Linked DNA regions of Homo sapiens: region 2 is linked to region 1. Evidence: chromatin contacts called from ENCODE Hi-C or POLR2A ChIA-PET data. All regions are on one chromosome and are shown on one strand. Each heading gives the region's core, a stretch centred on a gene start or an enhancer-like site at or near the end of the contact. The rest is flanking DNA. Distances are from core to core; before and after follow the strand shown. Region 1 overlaps LRRFIP1 (LRR binding FLII interacting protein 1). Region 2 holds the start of RNPEPL1 (arginyl aminopeptidase like 1).

Region 1 (4,082 bases), core at 1,448-3,947:
AATGGCAGGCGCAGGTGCCCGGGAGGCGTGGGGTGGGCTCTGGCGGGACCCCAGCGCGGTGGGAGCGGGCGCAGTGGGCGCGGGTCCGTGAGTGGCCCGGCGAGCGGCGTCCCTCATGCGCTAGGAAGCACGCTTTATTGTGGGACGCCACCTCCAAGGACGAAAAGGCACATGGTCTCTCCCCGCCCGAGGTGATGGGCTGCAGACAGGCTCTGACCAGGTCTGCGCCTGGCCTGGAGTCACAGGGAGCTGCTAGTTTGCTATTTTACAAAATACAGCATCAAGGACCGGGTGGCCAGAGCCGGTGCCCTCACCCGCTGTTGGAACCACCGGGGAGCGGCTGGGGTGCTTTGGAGCACTCAACCCGCTCAGCACCTGGGGACCACCTCCGCCGAGGACTCCAGACGCCAAATCCACTTTGGCTAGTCTCCCGGGTCCGCCCAGCGCGGACAGGATCCTGCCTCTAGGATTTTGCCGTTGTCCAGCTCAATATGCAGTCGTGGGGCTACGGCTGTAGTTTGGCATTAAAATTGGGCAGGGGATGAGGCGGAGAGGGTTTGCAAATACACATTTTCATGCAGCTTGTGGTTGAACATGAATGGGAATAAAAGTGAAAGGGTGCACTTTGGAAAAGAAATATAAAACCCTAGCTTTCCACTTAATCAGGTGTTCGTGGGATCTTGGTAAAAGTATGAGCCCCAAACAATCACTCTTTCATCAGGTAGAAATTAATCATCTACTGGGTGTGTGTGTAAGATTTAAGATGAATCAGACTGCCTTGACCTTGGGAGAGCTTATTAGGAAATGCCAGAGAGAGGTGTAGAAGTAGAGTCTGATGAACTCATACTGAAAAGCCAGTTCTTTGCTTGTCAGATGGTTGCTGTTTTTTAAATGTCCATTTTAGTGTGGTTTTTCTGTGACTTCGTTTAAAACTCTGGCAGTGGGCCAGCCCTCTGGAGCCGGTTTTTACCCCTTCAACTAATTAGTTCCTAGGGGCCTGGGAAGAGAGACCCTTGAATCACCATCAGGGAAGGGTTCTTGAAAGAAGGAAGGGTGGGAATGTGGTTGAGCGGTGCCAGTGTTCTGAGGAGCAGCCTGGGACACCATAGATGGCAGGAGGAGGATGGAGGTGAAGAGCTGCCTGCTGGACTTAGAGTCCTTGGAGAAGGGAAGAGTAAACATTGAGAACAGGATGTGAGGAAACTAGGGACAGGCTAATCAGAGGAGTAGGTAGAGGCACACCTGGAGCAGCTAAGGCACTGGCTACAGGGTCTATTACTTAAGGCTGGGAGCCTCCTGGGCGGGTCTGGGTTCAGATGACTTCGAGATGCTGCCGGGAGGAAGGGAGAGGAAAGTCTGGACTGTGTCCAACTGAGTAGTTATGTGATCAGCCCAGGCCCACTGTCCCTCACCCCCAGTTCCAGAACCCAATAAGCTTTGAAGACCGGAAGGTTTGTGTTTTGTTTTGTTTTTATAAGTTTGTGGCAGAATTTTGGCAGTGAGACTTGCCCTGTCCAATGGGGGGCTAGTTTTGGTCTTCACTGATCCCTCTGAGTGTGAATTTTCTTACGTTTCTCTGCAGTCTTGTTGATGTCTTTGATTAAGGGCTGCTACTCTGGGTTGTACCAGAATATATGGTGTATGCATCTTACTACGTTTCTAATGTCCAAAAATGCTGAATTCTGAATCATGGCCCCAAGGGTTTTCAGAGAGAAGTTGTGAACCTGTAGGAGCTTTTCTTGGTAAATGGTAGCAAAAACTGTATCAGAGTGAGACATGGTGAACAAAAGCAAAATGCAGTTCCTGTTAAGAGGCTAATGTTCAGGTAGGGAAGGAAATGTGCTGAGTGGTGATGGGAATTGGGGGTCATCATGGGTGGGGGGTAGGGCGTCACCCAGCGGCTGCCCTGGGCCATGGGCTGGGTATAGGCACAGGAAAGTGGTTGTGGGTGTTTCACACTGGTTTGTGCCAGTTCTTGCTCTGCATTGTGTCCGTGGGTTCAGGGATGGGTCTCCTGCGGAAAGGAGGGACTGGGGGCCGCACCCATGCAGAGGAGAGCCGGGTTGGTCAGAGGAAGTAGATTTGGCAAGCTCCACCTCAACTAGAAGACAAAAGCAGGATCTGAGTGGGAGCCTGGGCTTCTTCAGCAAGTGGGCACCAGCCCTGGAGCTGTAGGAGAGGGTCCGATGCGGACAGTGGAGACACTGTGCATTTCTGCAGCTTTTGTAACTTCCCTGTGTTTGCGATGGCTTGTGTCACCCCGCTCTCTTTCCACATACTGATTAGCATTCAGCCCTTCTAAATGACCAGCACTGTCCCAAGAAAGGGCTGTTAGGGGAGAGCGTGGACACACAGTCTCCCAAGTCCCATCTCATTATAGGTACCTGGGCCAGGGTCCCCAGGTGTGGGAGAGTGGAGTCTTGACCAATATGGGGATGAATCAGTTGGCACGAGGCGGGCTGGCCCTGCTCTAGCTCAGTCTGAGATGGTGGAGCGTGGAATCATATGGTGTGTGTTTTAGGCATGTCATTTCCCCGGGCAGGTAAGACATAAATATAGTAAGGTAGGTCTTTTCTAGTAGTATTGAGAGTGTCCTACTGGGGCAAAGATGGAGACTAAATTTCCCTTTTTCTTTAAGAGTCAGTTTCTGTTCAGCCTGAGTTAATATCCCACAGCGGAAGCCTCCTTAGCAAATTTCAAAAAACCCTGCAGTCTCAACTGCCACTTATGCTGAGCACAGGAAATCAAGTTATTTATAGTTGCAGAACGGTGTTTCAGCGAAGTTGATTGGAGAGTTACCTGATTATAGTGAGATTCTTATCCAATCCCTACAGAATTGTGAGACTAAATGTTGGTGCAGCATGTTTGGTCCTCAAAAGGCAATGTCCAAGAGGAACTTCTTATCCCCGAAAAATCAGGCTGTGTGACTCAGCAAAGGAATTGTTTATGACTGGTTACTCATATGCCAGTGCTTCCAGAATATCTGCTCGTATTTAAAGGAGTGATCTTGAAGCCCCAGAGGCCATAATGTTTAGATTACCAACCTCTTCACCAATCAGTAAGTCCATTACATCTCACTACGTGTTAGACATGGGACAGGAGAAGAGGATTTTTATTACCTCACTGTTATTACTGGAGGCCGCCCAAATTTGTTTTTTGTTTTTTTTTTTTAAATAAAGAAGCTTGTTTTCATGGAATGGACTTACTAGAACTTTTATTATTCAGACTACCTAGATAAAATTAAGTAAATTCGTTTCTTTCTCCCAAATTAAATATTTTGACTACATGCAAGATTTAATCATTCAAAATTGCCATGTATTTGATTATAGACCAGTAGTATAATCCCCCTGCCCCAGGCCAGATTCCAAAACAATAAACCAAAACACACACACACCTGGCAACAGAAATTATATGTATTCCGAGACTCATTCATTCATTTTGGAAAGGGCCAGTGTTTCCAGTGGTTTCTCCTTGGGATTGTAACTTTACAACTTTAAAACTAGGTAAGTAGTTTTCCCTTGAATCTAAAGTATAACTACTTTGTAGTAGAGAAGTAATTTATCTTAAATCACTATAATGAAGATTTACTCTTAATTTTAACCAAAATGTTTCATTTATTTGTGTAATGAAGATGATCAAAGCAACGCCACCTGTGATCCTTCTGTCTTTTTTACTGTATGTGGCACGTGGCTGTGTGATTTTCCTAGGGAAAGGAGTGGGCTTTCCCTGTGGGTTGAGAACCTCTGTCCCCCTCCTCTGAAGTTTCCCCAGTTTTTCCTGCTTCTCTGCTAGGTGGGTGCCTTAGCATGCTTGTCTTCTCATCGTGCTTCTAAACTTCTCTGAACCGGATTTATACTCTTAGGTCAGTAGCTGTCAAAGAAGACACTAAGTAGTGAAAGTAGCTAATATTTACCAAACCCCTGCTGCGCCCACCTGGTGTTTTATGTGAAGGTCTTCTCTAACCCTTGCTGTAACCTCATGGGGAGCAGATCGTTTTCTCTCAGTTTTTCAGATAAAGAGGAAACTGAGGCTCAGAAAGGTCAGGGACTTTCCAAGCCCTCACAGCTAGTCAGCAGTGGAGC
Region 2 (4,070 bases), core at 1,515-4,014, 2.9 Mb after region 1:
AGCATAGGCCACACCTTGTTGGTCGCTGCCCCTCTATGCCGTGTCACCAGCCGGCACCACCCATCGCTGTGGACCGCGGCCCCCATCACAAGCTGGTGCCCAGGGCAGTCCCCATCTCTGTGGAGGGCTTGCCTGCCGCTGGCCTCTCTAGATAAGCTCCTCATGACTCATGCAACCTTTTCATCAACCCGGAAGGAAGCAGCCGCCGGTCGCCACTAGTGGGTGAGGAACAGTGGCTTGGAGAGGAGGGAGGACCTGGGTCTGCGGTTTCCCCCGCGGCTCAGCCCTGCTCACAACACCCTGATGAAAACCTCGGCTGCCCTTGCCTCAGGGCAGGGCACACCCTTTACCTGCTGACCTGGCCCTGGTGACAAGGGGACAAGGGCAGCAGGGCCCCGGCCAGGTTGAAGGACACCTGTGGGTCACATCAGACCTTTTTAGCCCACCAGCTCCATCTGAGAACTGGTAGCTCCCTGGTCCTCTGTCGGGGTTGGGCGCGGCCCTGTCTGAACACTGCTTCTTCCTGGAAGCTTTGCTGCCCTCCCCAGCCTGCTAAAACGCTCCATGCCCACACCCACCTCCTAGTGGGTGAAGCCAGGAACCCCTCCCTCGGGTGCATCAGGGGAAGGCTGGGGTGCAGATGCCGCGCAGCCACTTCACTGCGCTGATCACCAAAAAGCTGGAGTATGAAAACTCCTGTGGGAGAAAGCCAGGGCTGACAGTCGCGACGTCCAGGCTCCTCTGCCAGGGTTAGAGAAGTCAGAGGTGTCTGCCCAGGCCTGCATGCGGCGTAGCCTCCCGCCGCCAGGGGGCGTCAGGCCGGCGGGGGCGGGGCCTCCTCGGGCGGGGCGGGGCGGGGCGGGGCCGGCGCGAGAGGCTCCCGCGGCTCAGTTGCAGACCCCGCCCCCTCGGCTCAGCCGCGCCTCCCGCTCCATGGGGTGCAGTAGGGCAGCTCCTCACATACGTGCGCGGTGGGAGGCGCTCCCTTGGGCCCCCGGGGAGGAGGTGCCACAGCAACTCTGGACTCCTGTGTGCAGAACTGGCCGCGGAGAGGTGCCCAGGGCGAGACCCCAACCTCTGCTCCCTGAGCCCAATGCGGGGCTCTGGGTGGCAAGACCCCAAGCTCCCTGTGGTGACTTGCCCCCCGGACGGCCAGGCCCAGCTAGTGTGGCACCGCGTGTGCAGAACTGAGGTTCTTCCAGCCAGGAACATGGCCCGGTGGGCTCTGGAGAGCCCCGTAGAACTGGGGGTGCCATCGAAAACAGTCTGCCCTTGGCACTGCAGGGCCCCACCGGGCAGGGCGCTGGGGGCAGTGAGGAGGGTCCCATCTCAGCTGTCTTCCCTGTCAGCCTTGGATGCGAGGCTGATCCACACCTCTGAGTGACTGTGTAAGCCTAGGGGTTCCTGGTGAGTTTGGGATGGGTGCCCCAAGATCGTGGCCGTGTCCCTAAAGAGGGCACGTGGGGACCTGAGGTCCTACGGGAAAACTGAAATGATGCCTCAGTGCTCTGTCCCGCAAACGTGAACGCACACTCTCCCTCTCAGCCTTCCTTCCCGCCCCACGGAAGGAGGGTAGACACAGAGGGTTACACAACGAGGAGACTGAGTCCAGACACAGGAAACACTACTCAGGGCTGACGCTGAGTCGAGTGCGGTACCCGAGTCCAGCCCTGCACGGCCACACCTCAATGGAGCAGAAGAGAGAGGTGTCCTGGGTTCCTGGATAGTTCCCCAGCCCCAGAAGCCCCTTGTCCCTAGGAATTTGAATTCTTACTTGATGACAACAGCGACATCATGGTGGCCCCTGTTATTCCACAGCCTCAAAATTTAACCGCTGTGAGCTCACTAGCAGCTTCTGCCAGGCGAGCACCCCTTCCCTCGGGGCTCAGGCTCCTGGACAGGCTCAGCCTTGGGCAGCCTTCGCCAGGTCCACAGAGAATGGCGTTGGGAAGGGTGGACCTGGCGGATGGGGTGGGGACAGGCGGGCCAGACCCTCCTTCGTACCCCAGCACAGGGCTCCCAAATGAGAGGTCCCCAGCACTGCCCAGAGGAACTTCTGCGATTGTGGAAATGATTCCTGCCTGCTTTGTCCATTAGCCACTCCTCCCAGGAAGACACACACACTCACTCACTCCACCTGCCACGAAGGAACTGAACTTCTAACTGTATTTAATTCGCATCTAAATGGCCACACGTGGTTGGTGGCTGCTGTAGTTGACAGCGCTGCGTGAAGGCTCCGGCGCTTCTCGCACCGCAGGGCCCACAGCACAGACCACACCTGTAGACTTGGAGGAGTGGCAGGGGTGCCAGGAGAATCCTGCCCTGCCCGTAGCCCCGGATGAAAGGATGACATTGAGTTCGCGACGCTGCGCTCCTCGGGAACACGAACCACACCTGGAAGCAGCCTGCCCCTGTGGCCCCAAGGTTCCCGGGTCCCTTCAGCGGCTGCCCCAGGGGCCTGGCCGGCAGTGTCTGGGAGGGAGCAGCGATCCCGCCTCCTGGGATCTCCCGGGCGCCGCCCGGGGAGGAAGCGAGGGGCTGGGGGTGCTGCTCACCCGCTCCGCGCGCCTCGGCTCCCAACACAGCGCCCCGGCCCCGCGCCGCGCTCGATTCCCCGGCTCCCCGCGCCCCTGGCTCCTGGCCCTCCCCGCCCGGCGCCCCGGCCCCGCGCCCCGGCCCCGCGCACAGCGCCCCCGGCGGCGGCCGAGCGGAGCCCGAGCGGGGCGGCGCACGGCGCGGGGCCGGGCCGGGCGGCTCCCGGCGCGACTTCCTGTTGTGCCCGCGCCCCGCCGCCGCCGCCGCCCGGCGCCCCTCGCCCGCGGCCCGGCGCGGCCGCCGCCCATGGATTTCACCTAGTGCCGGCGGCCATGGCCGCGCAGTGCTGCTGCCGCCAGGCGCCCGGCGCCGAGGCCGCGCCCGTCCGCCCGCCGCCCGAGCCGCCGCCCGCCCTGGACGTGGCCTCGGCCTCCAGCGCGCAGCTCTTCCGCCTCCGCCACCTGCAGCTGGGCCTGGAGCTGCGGCCCGAGGCGCGCGAGTTGGCCGGCTGCCTGGTGCTCGAGCTGTGCGCGCTGCGGCCCGCGCCCCGCGCGCTCGTGCTCGACGCGCACCCGGCTCTGCGCCTGCACTCAGCCGCCTTCCGTCGCGCCCCCGCCGCCGCCGCCGAGACGCCCTGCGCCTTCGCCTTCTCCGCCCCCGGGCCGGGGCCCGCGCCGCCGCCCCCGCTGCCCGCCTTCCCCGAGGCGCCCGGCTCCGAGCCCGCCTGCTGTCCGCTGGCCTTCAGGGTGGACCCGTTCACCGACTACGGCTCCTCGCTCACCGTCACGCTGCCGCCCGAGCTGCAGGCGCACCAGCCCTTCCAGGTCATCCTGCGGTACACCTCGACCGACGCCCCCGCCGTGAGTCCGGGGCGGGCGCCGGGGCTGCGGGCCGGTCCGCAGGGCGCTGCTAGCGGCCTCTCGCCGCACGGCCAGGCTGAGGGACGCGAATCTGCGCCCTACAGGTGCCCCCCTCCCCCCACCCCGGTGATTCCCAGCTGTTGCCTGTGAGCCCTTAGGACCCTCGGATAGAAGCCGGAGTCCTGCGGGGACACGGGACAGCATGTCACTCCGGGAAGCCTCCCGTTCAGGTGTCTGGTCCCTGCCTGGGGACATGAGCAGCTTCTGTCACCCACCGAGGTGTACATCTGCAGGATCCTGGCACCAAGGGTTGGGCTGGAGTGTCAGCTGCGGAAGGGCCTCCATGTGACCAGTGCGTGCAGATGAGTCCAAGCCAGAGGCAGAGGAAAGGGCCATGGAGATTGTGATGCTCGGTTTGGGGCTTCCTTGGCCAGCACTGGTGGAGTGTTGAGACCAGTGGGCCCCGCGACCCCAACATAGACACACATAGGCTCTGCAGGGCTTGCACACTGGGTACCCACCACTCCAGAGACTCTGCAAGAAAGGCCAGGTGGCTGAGGCTGGCGCTGTGGCTGCAGCACCCCCTCCACCTCCACCAGTGGGGATGTGTACAGGATGGAGCAGGGCCTTTCCTGCCTACAGCATGGGGGTTCATACTGCATCCCTAGGTGGTAT

The links. Hi-C counts contacts between places; a loop is a spot of excess contacts on that map. ChIA-PET counts read pairs that join two places held with the same protein, here RNA polymerase II (POLR2A). Pooled maps may share reads with other maps.
Region 2: a loop to region 1 is called in a map of CD8-positive, alpha-beta T cell, with 13 times the contacts of the local background. The contact joins the promoter of RNPEPL1 here to the enhancer-like site in region 1. A Hi-C loop is called at or near these places in 4 of 168 maps with a recorded cell type or tissue (CD4-positive, alpha-beta memory T cell, CD8-positive, alpha-beta T cell and naive thymus-derived CD4-positive, alpha-beta T cell), 17 of 37 single-sample maps with no recorded cell type and 18 of 50 pooled maps. POLR2A ChIA-PET finds 5 or more read pairs at or near these places in 1 of 52 experiments (activated naive CD4-positive, alpha-beta T cell).

Annotation. Positions count from the first base shown.
Region 1 is chr2:237,692,599-237,696,680 of GRCh38, forward strand. All of the region lies in intron 1 of LRRFIP1 (LRR binding FLII interacting protein 1), which reads left to right. Among named protein-coding and RNA genes, the nearest start is that of LRRFIP1, 67 kb to the left of the region's middle. RefSeq lists an enhancer at 1,984-2,163. Within about 2 kb of position 2,698, at least 23 of the 41 ENCODE cell types and tissues checked have a DNase peak (open chromatin) inside an H3K27ac peak, as active enhancers do; they include CD8-positive, alpha-beta T cell, where a contact is called at or near this core.
Region 2 is chr2:240,565,720-240,569,789 of GRCh38, forward strand. It overlaps RNPEPL1 (arginyl aminopeptidase like 1), which reads left to right and starts at 2,765. Exons shown (of 11, transcript NM_018226.6): 1 at 2,765-3,395. The coding sequence starts at 2,868. RefSeq lists silencers at 732-971, 2,482-2,741, 2,772-2,831, 2,972-3,161, 3,402-3,451 and enhancers at 3,212-3,850, 3,722-3,901, 3,851-4,070.